2 separate regions of the Homo sapiens genome follow, and region 1 is linked to region 2. The links are chromatin loops, found by intact Hi-C in ENCODE. Cell type or tissue: IMR-90. All regions are shown on one strand. Each heading gives the region's core, and the rest is flanking DNA. Links, peaks and the distances in the headings are about the cores only. Region 1 has its middle 790 kb from the start of LINC01192. Region 2 has its middle 870 kb from the start of OTOL1.

The links. A loop is a pair of places that touch in the nucleus more often than their neighbours do. Peaks named below come from ENCODE experiments on the same cell type or tissue, not always from the same donor. Only the 100,000 strongest peaks of a DNase experiment are listed, where the experiment ranks them.
Region 1: it touches region 2 in a loop (2.2-fold over the local background); 1 of 110 quality-filtered maps calls a loop at or near these places.

What each region holds. Positions count from the first base shown.
Region 1 is chr3:162,516,137-162,519,067 of GRCh38, reverse strand. No RefSeq gene overlaps it. Among named protein-coding and RNA genes, the nearest start is that of LINC01192, 790 kb to the left of the region's middle. In IMR-90, for the core only: a CTCF peak has its summit at 1,802 (motif pointing left); no DNase peak of the experiment used is centred there.
Region 2 is chr3:162,366,310-162,369,240 of GRCh38, reverse strand. No RefSeq gene overlaps it. Among named protein-coding and RNA genes, the nearest start is that of OTOL1, 870 kb to the right of the region's middle. In IMR-90, for the core only: no CTCF peak of the experiment used is centred there; a DNase peak (open chromatin) is centred at 1,650.

The DNA.
Region 1 (2,931 bases), core at 265-2,764, 150 kb before region 2:
CAAAGAGAGGAAATTTAATACAGAGAACTGATTACATAGCTGTTGGAAGTTGAAAGAATCAACAGAGTAAGTGGAAGAATTTGGGGATTAATAACAGCAAGAAACAGCTTAAATCACCACAGCTGAAGAAATCAGAGATGTGAATGTTGTATTTGGGGATTTCTTGTGGTCCTTGTTAATTAGCTTTCAAATGGGTGACTTTTTCCCTTTGATTCAATTTGTGTCAAAGATGAGCCTTAGACATAATGTGATATTCAAGTGGTTTATTATGGCAACATTCTCAAAAGAGGGACAGTGGGAGGAGGCCAGTGGTATGGGCCAGAAACAGTCAGGTAGATCTCTGTCTGAAGACTATTCTCAGAGATTACGGGATTCTTCTTCCTTTTTTATATCTGTGTTAATGCAGGGTCAGTTACCAGGTATTTCTTTTAGAAAGGTAATTTAAGCTATTCTTGTAAGGGCAAGCTTTGTTTCAAGGTTTATGAGAATTCTATCTGTGCTGAGGTGGTCTTGTCTCCTGGAAATCCCCTGGCCAGGTTGCATCATACTGCTAAGTGACACATGTAGACACTTTATCTTACAGACATTTTATGTCTCTCATGGTATTCTCCAGTGAGGTTCCCACACATTCGTGTAGCTGCACATGTGGCTGGTGTTTGGATTTCAGGAGGAGCCACACTTAGGCTAGTGCTCAGACCTGTGGAGGGGTAGACGCTGCATGGCTGCTTCTCAAACGACGAAGATAACTCACTGGGATGGTACTAGGGGTACAGAAGGAAGCTGGAGTTCCCTGGAACAGTAAACCCAACTCTGTTTCCCTCCTCTCATCTATCAGTTATTTCCCAATGGCTCCATGGTCAGATTCTACGAGGAAGTCAGCTAAAAGAAAGCTGGAGATACTATTCACAGACTCCCAGGCCTCGTAGCACATAGCAGAGTATAGAAGGGTAAGGGAATGGCTGAGAGGCAATATGTGAAAAATCAACATATAATCAATACTTTTATCTATAATATGTAAATAACTGACATACACATTTTTCACACAATCTGTCTCTCCAAATACTGAGGCAAGAAGTTCAAATCCCATAGCTTGATGTACAGAAATTTAAATCATATAGTTCTTAACTATTTCTTCATTAGGTACTTCAACTCTTACGATAACCTTATCAAGGTCAAATTTTCTTTATACAAATTTTACCTGCTGAGAGAATATTAGATATCATTAGAAAAGAAGCCATTAAAATAGATAAATTTACAAGTAACTCATTTAGATAATTTAAAAATAAAATTTTGAATTCACCACAGAATGTCATTTTTTTCATTTTTTAATTCAGGAAGTAAAATATAAATTGTTTTAGCTATTCTTCAGTAAAAGTAAATCAAATAGCTTTTGAGTCTAATTTCATGTACAAATATGTTAGATATTTCCAAATAAATTTGTCTTTAAAATAATTTATGTTGTAGTAATTTTTTGAAGTACTACGCTAAGGAAATAAAAAACAACTTCAAAATGCTACGCAGCCATTTCCACTAATTTAAAGGATCAAATAAATTAGTTATTTCTGCAGAGGAGTTATTCAAATTATAAAGTGTCTCTCATCCCACTGCCTTCAAAAATCAGTGTGCTGTTGCATTATTCAACCAAAGAGCATTTCAACACATTAGCAGTTTAAATAAGAATAAAATAGATTTTTATAAATATTCCAAACTATTTGATTACACTGTTGGAAAAGACTTATAAACATTATGGATTATGATATTTTGCTGCCATCTTCTGATGAAAATACTGTAGGAGGAAAAAGTGTTTAGAAATATTCAAAGGAAATTTTCACAACATATTTTACTTGTGTTTGGGGATGAGATGCTGAAGGAATACATGGAACCAGGTTATGTTATTAAGTGTTATTAACACACCTGTAACTTCCTTACTGCTCCATTTGTTCAAACATCTTATGGCTATGGTATCTTACATCTTCTTTTTAATATTTAAACAAGTGATTCAATATTCCCTGTGATAAATCAGAATATAAATAATTGGAAATATTTAGTTATGCTCCCTTTTAAGTTGTTAAATATAAATCTTGCAACACAATGATCTCTCACTTTATTTAATTGCAAAAAATAGCAGTGGGATTTTAATCTTGAGAATAATTAAATATATTTAATGAGAATACAGTGATCTTCAGGTTTATTGGCCTTATTCTGAATCAACAGACTTTAAAAATTTTCTTCTTTTTCCTTTTTCTTTTTAAATCTGTAATCTAAAGTAAAGACTCCTGAGACATTATCCACTCATTTCTTAGATAATTAAATTAAAATCCAGCTCTTGGTTCTGCCATGAGCTTACAGTGTAATTTTATGCTAGTTGTATTCAGGCCCTTCAAGATGAGTTAAATATTTCTTAATTACCCATTCCAGAAGATCACACCTATGAAATCCTGCATACACTTCTGAGGTGACAAAACAAAAAACAAAAACAACAACAGCAAAAACTGAATCCCCCTCTTTATACTAAGTTTATTCTCAAACTTTTGCAGTTACAAGTTGAAATATAAGAAAGTTCATTTGTCTATAGTATAATTGGAATAGAAAACATTGTACCAAATGATCACAAGCTTCTGGCTCTTATACTCACTACTTGTGACCTCGTTAGTGTCGAGATAGTGCTCAAACTATGAAGTGGAACTAAATATAAAACTCATCAGAAATGTTGAAAAGTCCTCTTTTAGGCACCCTTTCTTCTTTGTCAGCTTTACCATTAGACTCTTCTAATTACGTCCTGTAGTCTCCCCAATCTCTCTTTAAATACTAAATATTTAAAAAGTACTTAGTATATTAATTTAAATTTAATTCAGCAAGACAGATAAGGCGCAGTGATACTTTTTCAAGTATCTTTTAATTTTAATAATTTTTGTGACATTTTGAAGACTT
Region 2 (2,931 bases), core at 111-2,610:
TATGGCAAATGATTGCCTTACACATGTAAAAAATTTAAGGAGAGACTCTTCTGTCACAGATGGGGTCATGTATTGGGTAAATAGCATCCTATATAGACCAGAGTATATTGCACTACTTAAGACACCAGAATTTACAAAATTGCTGTTCATTGCTGTCTAATGTCCTTCTTATTTAGACAAGTGAACTGGATCAAAATATAGTTTTTTTCTGAATTGCAAAATGCATTTTGAAGCACAACTCTGGAATGTGAAATAAATCTGCTAAAAACATGCAATTTGATTTTTCACTCTTATTTCTAAGCTTTTGACAATTTATTATTTTTACTTTGTGTTATAGTCAAAATTAGAAATCTTATAGTCACTTTTTCTTTCTTTTTTTTTTTTACTGTAAAGCATGTCTGGTTACTTTATTCTTTAGCTTGAAATATTTTTTGAATGCTTTCAGGCTGAAATACTGAACAAGGAAGGAGTGAACACAACAAAAGTAATAATCTACAAATATACTGAAGAGTTAAACGCCTGAAAAATCAAGTGACAAGTCTCCTTTATTTTCCACTATTTACTCAGACCCAGCAAAGACGAGCCTGACAGATATTCTGCATCTGAGAAGTGTCAGCAGGTTGTCAAGCCAAATCCTGGCTTGAAGTTTTGTGGCTATTTGCAATACAGGCTTGTTCCAAGGGTCACAGTGGCTGAGCTTAGCTTTTCATTTGACACCAGGCTATATCAATAAATTTTAGAAGAGTGCACTGCACCCAGAAACCTTTGTAAGCCATGGTGCAACAGAAACTACTTGCCTAAATCGGAAGAATGGCGGCATCAACAGAAACCATTTTAAATGTGGCATAGCTAGACCTCAAGGGTGAGAAACAGCTAGTCTATTAGGGCTGGGATTTTTTCCCCTAAAAAAGCAGCATTCCAGTGCATATTTATCTTCTGGCCATAGATTGATTGTCAGAACCAGAAAAACAAGGTTTGATGGGCTGATGGGTCCACGGAAAAAATGAACAAAGTGTGATGAAGCAGTGAGTAACCTACTGGTCTGTAGTTCAGATAATGCAGTTTCAGTGACAGTCTGAAATGAGTGTGTTTTTCCAAGGGTCTGGGCAGTGAATCCAAAACCGGCTGTTCCTGGCACTTGGCTGATATCTGGAATAATTTAGGGCAGGGAAGGGGCAGAGAGTGTCTCAAAAAGACACTGCCTAAAAATGTTAAGAGAAAAGTAGCTTCTATCTGTTGTCATAGAGCAGCCAGCTTCCAAAGATCACAGATGTCAACGGGCTTTGCAGTAGAGTTTGTTGATGCTGAATGTCTTGTTAGGGGATGTTGTACAGAGACATACAGCTTTCAAATGGCTATGCTTATGTAATCTCTCTGACATGCAGCATGATTTGTTCATTTGCTTTTTAACTCTGCCAGCAGAAGACTAGCAAGGCAGAAATCATTCATTAATGCCTCCAGAACCAGAAGTTCAAGCCTTGCATTGATTCTTTGTGGCAATTTAGCTTACTCTTATTTCTATAATTTTCATGGGTTAGTTGATTGTGCAAGCTGGAGCATGTTTATGAATGAAAGATAAACACTTGCAGACACAGAATACAGTTATTCTGGTTGAAGAGCATGGTGCAGGCCAGATTGCCTTTATAGGGTAATCATTTTCTCTCTTTGAGATTCAGGGTTATTTACAACTCCAGTTGGTGAATACTGTTGCAACCTCTGGTTACATGTATTGCTTTAGCCCTGTACCATGTGTGTGCTGACACTTGATGATGTAATTGTTTCTGTGCTGGCTGTATACCTTACACACATGTACTCAGTAGCAAATGTAAATAATGTTTGCAGTTTGAAGAAAAGGAGTAGAAACCAACATTAGAGTTCCATGAAATTAACATGAATTAGAGTTGACCCTACAAAGCTGTAATGGGCTTACATGAGATGATTGAAGTACTATCTCATCATATAATGTCTGCCACAAGAATATAGAGCAGAAGTCTATATTTGAACTTCTGCTCTATGCTCTTGTGGCAGATATTATATGACAAGACGGTATTTCAATAGATCACTCTTTTAACACTCTCTTCGCCACTTTCCAAATGGCTTTAGGCAACCCTAACTTCTTTAACATCAGAGTATTCATGTATAAAAAGGCTACATGGAAATCACACCTAATTCAAGGAGATTTTTTTGAAGATAAAATAAGACAATGTTTACCATAGTGCCTAATATCACAAGTGCCTCGTGATAAGTGAAATGTTAGTTATAATGATTATAACTATCATATTGTCATTTTGAATAAGGCTTTTTCTTGGGAAATTACTTTCAAATGTGTAAGTCTGTTATGAAGCTGGCTATCTAATGACATTTGTCACAATGGGCAAGTTTATTACATAAGGAATGTAGAGTGGGATTGGGATAGAAAAATAGATTTAATCACAAGGCAGGTGAATAGAGTGTGCTCTTAGCACAGTAGAAACAAGAGGGCCTCCTTTACACTCACAGTATAGAAGGATTTATGAAGAAAGCATTGAAAAATGAAAGTGATGAATGAGGAGGACAAAACAAATTCATCCTCTATGTTGTTCACGGGTTGTTCGCAGTTTAGTCCTGCCACCATGGGTTGAAGGCACAAAATAAATAAATCCAATGCAGATAAGACAAACACCTCATGGTCATAACCTAGAGCCTCTTGTCCTGTCATCTCTTCATTAACACATTCTGTGATAACAGAGTTTCTCAAAAATAAATCCCTCAGTTGTTATTGCTTTTACAGAAATGCAAGGACATTTGGTATATCACTTCCAAATCCTCTGACTGAATCTGGGATTTCTCTCTCTCAGCCCATAACCCTATGAGCCACAGTTTCCCTTTTGTTTAAAGTAAAAAAATAATTTATATCCCCTACTGCTATTGAGAGACCCAGATGAGAGCAGA